Linked DNA regions of Homo sapiens: regions 2 and 3 are each linked to region 1. A link is a contact called in ENCODE Hi-C or POLR2A ChIA-PET data. All regions are on one chromosome and are shown on one strand. The core of a region is the stretch at or near the end of the contact, and the rest is flanking DNA. Distances in the headings are between cores, read along the strand shown. Region 1 holds the start of STRIP1 (striatin interacting protein 1). Region 2 has its middle 17 kb from the start of AMPD2. Region 3 overlaps SLC16A4 (solute carrier family 16 member 4).

Region 1 (2,945 bases), core at 253-2,752:
GAGGGTATCTATTTGACCATTCGTAGCTACTCTGGAAAATTTTAAACCATTTTTCAAAATGATAACTCCTCTCATGATGAAGGTAGGTTCACCCCCCTGCACTTTCGTAATCTTCCACTTGAAAAACTGAGTAGTTAACACTGATGTCCGTCATCCCACCATGCCAGGGCTCCTAAATGGTCAGTGTTTTTGTTTTTTTCAAATAATTCACTCCAAGCTCAAATTACGTCTACTTCGGGCTTGCCAATTGTTGACATGTTTTCTCAGGGGTTTAGCCTTGCTAACAAAAAATAAAAGCTTCTGAGGAACTGATTCCACAGGTCTAAAGGTAGTATCATTGCTCTTTGGTATGAATTGGTACATTATGCTTGGACAACTAGGAATTCCCTCTCATTAACTTGGCTGATCAGTTTGGCTGCTGATCAATCTAGGAGATGGCATAGTAAGTGCTCTGGGAACCTGCTCATTAAGAAGCCCTAAAACTCCGCGACATGAGTATCTTCATTCATGAATTCTGCAAAAGGAGGCAGTGGGAGGAATTCCTTAACTTGGGGTGAGGTTACTAGTCAGTTCCAGACTATGCCATCTCCAGAACGGCAGGAACGGCTCACTAGCGAGACAGGAAGGAATGTTGGGTCCTAACGCATGCTTAAAATGTCTATTTCTCATCTTTAACAGTTCAGTATCAGGCGCACTGGGCACAATAGCCCACCACAGGTACTGTTAACCCATGGCCTGATCTGGCTCAGGTCAGAAGAACAGGACATGTTTCCCCCTCCTACTCTACTCTCAATGATAATTAGCTCGGTCCGGCTCTAAGTTCCTTCCAGATCCTCGCCGGCGCCTTCCCTGCCCACACGCGCCTTCCTCTGCGAGCGGCAGGACCCAGGAGCTGGAGCCCGCGTGCCAGGGACAGACGCCCGAGATGATTAGGTTGGGGGCGCGGCAGCCCAGCGCCCTGGAGTGCACCAAGACCCCCGACTCCTCACCCCCGAGCTGGGGCGAGAGCGGCTTCCCCAGGGGCTAGGGCCTCGAGGCCACGCCCACAGTCGGGGCCCAGGGGAGCAAACCAGCAGTCGCCGGCCACGGGAAGCTCTCCCGGGCGGCGGAGCTAGAGCAAGGACTCATGCTCCAGACCCCAGGAGCTGCCAGCCTCGCTTCCTGCTCCTTTCGCTGTATAGTGACAGTTCTCGGCCGGACTCTACCGAGCCCTCCGGGAAGCCCAACCTGGCCCCTAGAGTGGCCCCGGGCCCGGGACCCCCGGCGCCGCCCGACCCGGTGCGAGCCTCGCCCCCCGAAGCTCCTGACCTCTGAGTCTTTGCGCTGGTTGCGGTTGAACTCGCGGGCTTTGCCCCCAGGCAGGAGGCCCGCGGCGGCCCGCGGTGCCCCGGGTGGTGGCTGTGCGGCTGCCGGCGGCGGAGGTGGCGGGGGCTGGGGCTGTTTGTTGTTCACGATCAGTGGGCCCGGACCGCCGACTGCCGGCTCCATCTTGGCTGCTCCACACCCCCAGCTTAACTCGCGCACAGCCGCCGTGATGCAACTCTCGCGTGATTTTCTCCAGGAAATTTCCCTGGCCGCCATATTAAGTGTGGCGGCCAGTGTTAGAAGCCATCTTGGCTGACCAATACCTCGCGATATTCTGTCTGCAGTCCTTCCCTTGTTGATCTTTTTAGTTTTCCACCTTCCTTTCAGTTTCAGTTTAGATGTAATTTTATCTGTGAGGCTTCCCTTAGCTTCTTCAGTCAGTTTAGTTACCCCTCCTTCCTCTAAATCGCTTTGCACTTATAACTCATAGCCTTGTTCAAGGCTTAGGCGGAATTTTGTAATGAACAAAATGGATAGGATCCTAGTCTTCACAGAGTTACCGTTGTGACAAGTGCTTGTCATTCATTCATTCAACAAACATTTAATAAATGTCTCCTGTGCACCAAGCAGTGGGATAAAATGAGGAACAAGTGTCTGCAGTCACGGTACATAACAGTGCTTGGTGGGTCAGACAAACAATAGACAAATATAGAGAAATAAATGCTGAAAAGTGTTAAAGGAAAATTTGTTCATGGCACTAATTAAAGATGGTAAGGCAGACTTTATGTAAGAGAGCCCATGGTGATAGTTACAGGGACCACTACAACCAGATCTTGCAGTGAAGAAGAGGAATTAGACTCAACTCTGACTCCAACAAGATATAGTGGGGATTTATAACCAAAGAGCAGGATGAGGGTCAGTGGACGGAAAACTACTAAGAGAAACATCAAGGATAAGAAGTTTCTTGCTAAACTGACCTAACAGGATTATTGCTGAAAGCAGGACAGGGTGCTAAGATGTTGAGGGTGGTCAGATACCGAGTGCTATGGTTTGACTGTGTCCCCCAAATTCCATACGTTGGAAACTCAATCCTAAAGTTCATATGTTGATGGTATTTGGAGGTGGAGCCTTGAGGGGGTGATTAGGATTAGATAAAATCGTCAGGGTAGGGCCCCTGTGATGGGACTGGTGGCTTTATAAGAAGAGGAAGAGTGATCTGAGCTGGCACACATGCTCTTGCTTTCTCACCGTGAGAGGCTCTCTACCATGCAGTTTAAGAAAGCCCTCACCAAATGCAACCCCTCGACTTTGGGCTCCCCAGACTCCAGAACTGCAAAAAATAACTTTCTTTCCTTTATGAATTACCCAGTGTTTTGTATTCTGTTATAGCAACAAAAAATGGATTAAGACGCCAAGAGTGGAGAGTCCCTGCACAAACTGGATTCAACAAGGACAGAAAGGAAGCCCAAACGGTTAGTCCTAGTAGGCAGAGGACTCACAGGAGCCTGACTAGAGTTTTGGCCAAAGAAGAGAATCTTTGTCAGAAGTAACAAAAATTGAGAGGTTAAAAGGTGGCAGTGGGGCGGGGGGCAGGGGTTGGTGGAGGCGGAGAATGTGGCTATAATATAAGCATGCTGCCC
Region 2 (2,945 bases), core at 312-2,811, 400 kb after region 1:
ATTAACTGAGCGTGGTGGCGCATGCCTGTAATCCCAGCTACTTGGGAGGCTGAGGCAGGAGAATCGCTTGAACCCGGGAGGCAGAGGTTGCGGTGAGCAGAGATCGCGCCATTGCCCTCCAGCCTGGGCAACAAGAGTAAAACTCTATCTCAAAAATAAATAAATAAATAAAAAACCAGTCTTAGTGACCCCATCAAGGCCCAGGCCTCACACCCTGTTCCACCCTCGCCATCCCCACCTCAGCTTCACGGTCACCTGGAGCCATCCTCCCACCCCCAATTAGCCCCCTGGCCAGGCTCTGACTCAAATCTCCAGCAGGTCCCAAAGGGAGCTCAAAATAAGAGCACTGGGCTGGGAGTCCAGCACCAGGTCCTCACTCCACTCTCCACCTCCTATCCCTGTGACCAGGCAAAGTATGGGACTCTCTGACTTTCAGTACCATTATCCATTATGGACTTGTAACATTTTATAACTTTTGTTTAGCTCACACCTGGTTCCAAAAGGATTTGAGGCTGCTGGGAGGAATAATCACACTCTTGACCAACTCAAAAGGCTGTTGCAAAAACCAAATGTGGAAAATTATAAAGCACAAAGCAAGCATGGTATTATTGCTATTTTCTCCAAAAAGGAATTAGCCCACCCTTCTCTGTCCCCGCAGTGGAGTTTCTGACCTAGCTCCATAGTTGTTCAAGTCCCCTGTCGTTGAACTCTGCCTTATAAACAGCATTTAATCTCCATAGCAAACCAATACACGTGGACCCCGATATCCTCATTTGATAGATCAGAGAACTAAAGCTCAGAGTTCCTAGAAATTTTCAGGATCTTATGGCTAATAAGTGACAGCTGTGCCGTGGGATAGAGCCCGGGGATCACAAACCCAGTACCTCTCTGGCAGTGTATGGACTGGGATGGGTATAAGGTAACCGGGAGGGGTCAGGCTAATAGCCGCCTCAGAGCATTCACATTCTCGATCTCATATCAGGCTGTGCCAGCCAATCACAATCCTGTGGCCACCTCTGCCACCTCTGTCTTAACTACTGGTCTTAGCAGCCTCCCCACAAAAGCTCCTCTCCACCCACACTGCCACCAGCCAGGTCCTTGTCAATCACACCCGGGATGTGGCAGGAGCCTCCTCCATGACCCTTCTGCCTCTAGACTCACCCGCACTGATCCTTCTGCTCATCAGAGCCTGACCCTGTCCCTTCCCTGAGCACCCCACCCCTAGAGGGACCCCCTCAACCAGACACGTACCCCAGGGACCATGATAGAGTAGGAGGAACAAAGACTTTGCAGCCTGACAGTTCTGGGGTCAAATCCCAGCTCTGGCACTCATTAGCTGAGTCATCCTGGATAAGTTACATAACCTCCCGAACCTCATTCTCCCTGTTGACGCGAGGGAATATGGTGATAGATATCATGCAGAGTTCTAGGAGCTGGAAGTACATTCACACTTACAAAGAGTTCAGCCCAATGCCAGGTGCTCATAGGTATTTTACCCCACCATGGCAAATGCGTAGTAGACACACCAGCATACCCCAGCAGTAGCTTGGGACCCTGGTGGGAATGGATTGGTAGCCACTCCCCTTTGCATATCTCCTCCAGGCCTGGGAAGTCAGGGAGGAGGGCTGACTTGCCCAGCTAATAAACAGAACACTCAGGTTTAAACCCAGGTCAGTCTCTCATCTGCAAAGGGGAGACAGAAATTCCAGCTGTGCATATCTGTTGCACAGATTCAGAGAAGATGCCAGTGGCAGCAGTAGCTGCTCCAAATCTGCCCAGACTATTTAGGGAGGCAGGAGAGTTGAAGGTGACGGCAAGACCAAAATCTGAGCCAACCCCCCTGGCCCAGAGTGGGACTGCGGGGCTGAGCCATTTTAAGTAAGTCCTTTATAGACCCTGCATCTGATTCTTGGAGGCCCCACACTCACTTGCATTTAAAATGCACCCACACCCCCTCATTAAATATAACTGCTTTGCTTTAAAGGGGTTTTTATAAATTTGCTTTTGAAATTACTTGACTATGAGTAACTCATTTAATTTACTATTGGCTATGCTTTCTCTTTAATCATATTGCATATTCTGGAACTCTTGTCAAAAATCCAACTTACAAATTGTTTTCAAATATAATGGCATGTGACTTAACAAATATTGAAGTTGACATGCTACTTTCTGAAGGCATTTCATTAAACATTTGTCAATTTCAACTTTTTTTTTTTTCCATATTTTGCAGCCCTCAGAGGTTTTCTTTCAGCTCTCCCATGTTGCCAGGGGGTGGGGGTGACATTGAGGGTCTGCCGGGAGAAGACAGGTATGCGCACAAAAGCAAGGCACTTAGATCGCCCCCATTTCTAGACTTGCAGGCTGCCTGCTTCAGGCCCAGCTGCGGAAACCACCCACCCCAGGTTGCCCAGGGCATCCTAATTTGGGCAGTTTCACTCTCATTTTGAAAATATAGTGATTTCTCAAACATTGGATTAAACCTGAGTTAAGGCTTAAGCCTTTATTGGAATTTCATATGAATACATTCATAAGTGAGGCAATACTTTGATAGGGTAAATGTTCTGATGTAGGGTTTAGAAATCAGGATTATTGTCACCCTAACCAAACACCCTTACCCATCCTCTACCGCAGCCTGGGGGCCCAGATAGCTCCCCACTTGCTCCCCTCCACTCCCCCAGGAGTGGACACGGAGAGGGGACCCCGTGCAGGGCATGTGAGATGTGGCCTGGCACACAGCCCTCATACTTCCCAGTCTGAGAGCTTTAGGGACAGATGAGGGACAGTCCCCCAGGGTCGACTTCACTCAGGACAGGTCCCAAACCTTGGAAGGAGACAGGTTGGGTTGCCTATTTTATTTACTCCCTCTGCCACCCACCCTCCTTCCCCCTCACCCCCCCATTCCATGTGAGATCTGGCCCCTGACCAGGAAGAAGATGCGGGCACCT
Region 3 (2,945 bases), core at 189-2,688, 350 kb before region 1:
GTCAACATCCTCTAGACACCAGCACAGAACCCACGTCCATAGAACAAAAGGAAGTTTACTTTACAGAATGATGCACTGTATTATTCCTTGCTCATGAGAGGACACAATCATCACATTATTATGAACTGAGAGAAGAAAGTCTAAGTCATTTGAGATCTGTGTATATTTTCTAACCTAATTTCTAGCCTGACAGAAGTGCCTTAGAGGAAAATTATGGTTATAAATTGCCTCAATGGGGGCCTGATAAAATGTCTTTTTAACTTTTGAATATATAGTCCTGGCGTTTATAGCACTCTTCATTCTAAATAAGTTTTGTTCCTTTTATCAAATCAGAATGGGAAAAAGTATATTAAGAGACTTCTTCCTCACCACTACCACTTTTGCAATTTCTGAGCATCGCCAGTAGTGATGGGGTGAAAAGAAGGGGGCAGGTCTTGACCATTATTTAAAAGCAGGGGCTGAGGGAGGGAGGTGTCTAAGAGAAAGCACATCTGTCACTCAAATGAATGGGTGGATGGTACCAATAGAAAAAACTGAAAAGAGTAGGCATAGGATAAGGGAAATGTGAGTTTATGTTTGGACAAGTTGACCAGAAGTTATAAAGATATGGTAGACAATTAGGAGTCTGAAGCTCTTGGGAAAGCAGAATGGAAACCACAGTTAATTGTTTGAGTGTTAAGTGCCAAATATTAAGTACTTTATCAGAATTTTCTCAATTAATCTTCACAGTCTTATGAGCTAGGTAATATTTTCATCCCCAATGCCGCCTCCCCCATCATAAAAGCGGAAGCTTAACCCATGTGACGTGCGAAGTTGTTTGCCCAAGGTCACGCCCCAGTAGGAAGAACAGCCTGGATGCAAGTTAAGGCAGACTGATTGCAGAACCCTGTTCAGCTACACCACCATAAGTATGCAGGTGGTAATTAAAACCTTGAGAGTAAATGATTGTCCAGGGAGCAGATATCAAGCGAGATGAGTACAGAACTGTAACAGGCGGGCCGAGAAAGTGGAATTAATGAAGGGGAACCTAAGGCTTTGTGGTTCTTTTATTATTATTAATTTTGAGACAAGGTCTCACTGTCGCCCAGGCTGGAGTGCAGTAGTGTGATCACAACTCACCGTACCCTCGACCTCCCAGGTTCAGGTGTTCCTCCCACCTCACCCTCCCAGGTAGCTGGGACTACAGGTGTTATACCACTACGCCCAGCTAATTTTTTGTACTTTTTGTAGAGACGGGGTTTCGCCATGTTGCCCAGGCTGGTCTTGAACTCCTGGGCTCAAGCGATCCACCCACCTCGGCCTCCCAAAGTACTAGGATTATAGGCAGGAGCCTCCATGCCCAGCTGGTTTTGTGGTTCATAAGCAATGCATGGCCAGGTTGAAAGCAGAAGTGGCCTTGAAAAGCCAACGCTACGAAACCCCTGGAGACAGAGAGTACACCTGGGCTTTACGAGTGAATGCAAACCCTGGCTAGGTTCCCCTCTAGACCCCTGTGGGATAAAGCATGACTGTTACTTAAAAACGGAAAGAAGGAATAGCACTTAACAGCCCCCCGGCTAACTAGAATTCTGAGAAATAAAAGTTAATACTCCACAGAAAGAAAACCTCATCTCCAAAGCAGCAATTCTAGTGGAGTACAGGTAAGGAAGATTAGGTGGGGCAGAAAGAAAAGGATGGGGCCCCTGGCCCAACCTTAAGATGGCCACAAATCCCAGTTAATCCAAAATTAAGCACCCCTTTTCACTCTTGAGTGTCTCAATTTGGATGATACATTTTATGGTCAACCTATTTATATATCTAGTGAAGGAAGGTACTCAGCTCAGCAGCAGAGTTAAATCAAAACTAATCTAAGAACTGACAGGAATAATTATTCCTCTTTGGACAAACACTTTTCTCCCACAAAGGTAACTGGAATTAGCTGTCTTTAACAGATGCTACTGAGGGCAGTAAAAGAGTGCCAGGTCTAGAGTCAGTCTAATCTGGGTTCAAATCTCAGTTCCAGTACCCCTATTTTAAGCAACTTTTTACCTCTCTAAACTTCAATTTCCTGATCTTGGAACTGCTGTTGCAGTTATAACTGAGAAAATTATTACAGTGACAGAGATCTGACCTAACCAACTCCATCCATCCTGCTTCTAACTTCCAAGCTGTCCTTGTTCATTCCCATGCGTAGGCTGAACTAACTTTGGGGGAAACTTAGTTGATAGCTTAACTTTGAAAGAGAAACTAACAGCCGTTTCCAAAAAAAAAAAAAAAAAAAAAAAAAAACCTCCTTTTAACAGCCCTTTCCAAAAAAAAAAAAAAACACTTCCTTCCTGCCTGGGGACTAGATTGCCTTTGTAGGACTAACACATTAGCCATAAGATTAGAAATTATGGTTTAGGAGTCATACAGCTGGAGGCCACAAGACTGACCCTCCCCAAATTGCTCGGGGGATAACATCACTATTGTGAAACCTAAGATCAGTGCTTGAGATAATTTGCAGGCCCTGCATTTGATGGATCAGCTGGCACCACCCAGATTAATAAACTGGCTCATCTGGTTGTGGGTCCCCCTCCACCCTTCCACCCAGAAGTGACTCAGCGCAAAAGGGCAGCTTTGATAGAATTTCATCTCTGACCCAACCAATCAGCACTCCCAACTCACTGGCCTCCCACCCACCAAATTATCCTTAAAAACTCTGATCCCCAAAAGCTCGGGGAAACTGATTGGTCTAATAAACTCCAGTCTCTTGCACAATGGGCTCTGTGGGAATAACTCTTTCTCTATTGCAATTCCTGTCTTGATAAATCAACTGTATCTAGGCAGCAGGCAAGATGAACCCACTGGGTGGTTTATTTGGTATAAATTATTTGGTACACAACATTGGCATGCCTATTCCAAAGCCATGAAATGAGGATTAAATGAGATGTTTCCATTTAAAATGCTTAGCTACTTTAAAAGGA

What was found. A loop is a pair of places that touch in the nucleus more often than their neighbours do. ChIA-PET counts read pairs that join two places held with the same protein, here RNA polymerase II (POLR2A). Pooled maps may share reads with other maps.
Region 2: a loop to region 1 is called in a pooled map, with 4 times the contacts of the local background. The contact joins the enhancer-like site here to the promoter of STRIP1 in region 1. A Hi-C loop is called at or near these places in 1 of 168 maps with a recorded cell type or tissue (CD4-positive, alpha-beta memory T cell), 1 of 37 single-sample maps with no recorded cell type and 7 of 50 pooled maps. POLR2A ChIA-PET finds 5 or more read pairs at or near these places in 5 of 52 experiments (AG04449, CD8-positive, alpha-beta T cell, CD8-positive, alpha-beta memory T cell and 2 more).
Region 3: a pooled map shows a loop between it and region 1 (3-fold over the local background). The contact joins the enhancer-like site here to the promoter of STRIP1 in region 1. A Hi-C loop is called at or near these places in 1 of 37 single-sample maps with no recorded cell type and 2 of 50 pooled maps. POLR2A ChIA-PET finds 5 or more read pairs at or near these places in 2 of 52 experiments (K562 and endothelial cell of umbilical vein).

What each region holds. Positions count from the first base shown.
Region 1 is chr1:110,033,181-110,036,125 of GRCh38, reverse strand. STRIP1 (striatin interacting protein 1) reads right to left here and starts at 1,502. Exons shown (of 21, transcript NM_033088.4): 1 at 1,309-1,502. The coding sequence starts at 1,488. It overlaps LOC105378895 (a long non-coding RNA gene), which reads left to right and starts at 687. Exons shown (of 3, transcript XR_947693.3): 1 at 687-717; 2 at 2,695-2,777. RefSeq lists silencers at 908-977, 1,218-1,437 and an enhancer at 1,438-1,827.
Region 2 is chr1:109,634,952-109,637,896 of GRCh38, reverse strand. No RefSeq gene overlaps it. Among named protein-coding and RNA genes, the nearest start is that of AMPD2, 17 kb to the right of the region's middle. Within about 2 kb of position 1,561, at least 4 of the 41 ENCODE cell types and tissues checked have a DNase peak (open chromatin) inside an H3K27ac peak, as active enhancers do.
Region 3 is chr1:110,383,129-110,386,073 of GRCh38, reverse strand. The region is part of intron 2 of SLC16A4 (solute carrier family 16 member 4); the gene reads left to right. Among named protein-coding and RNA genes, the nearest start is that of SLC16A4, 6.4 kb to the left of the region's middle. Within about 2 kb of position 1,438, at least 7 of the 41 ENCODE cell types and tissues checked have a DNase peak (open chromatin) inside an H3K27ac peak, as active enhancers do.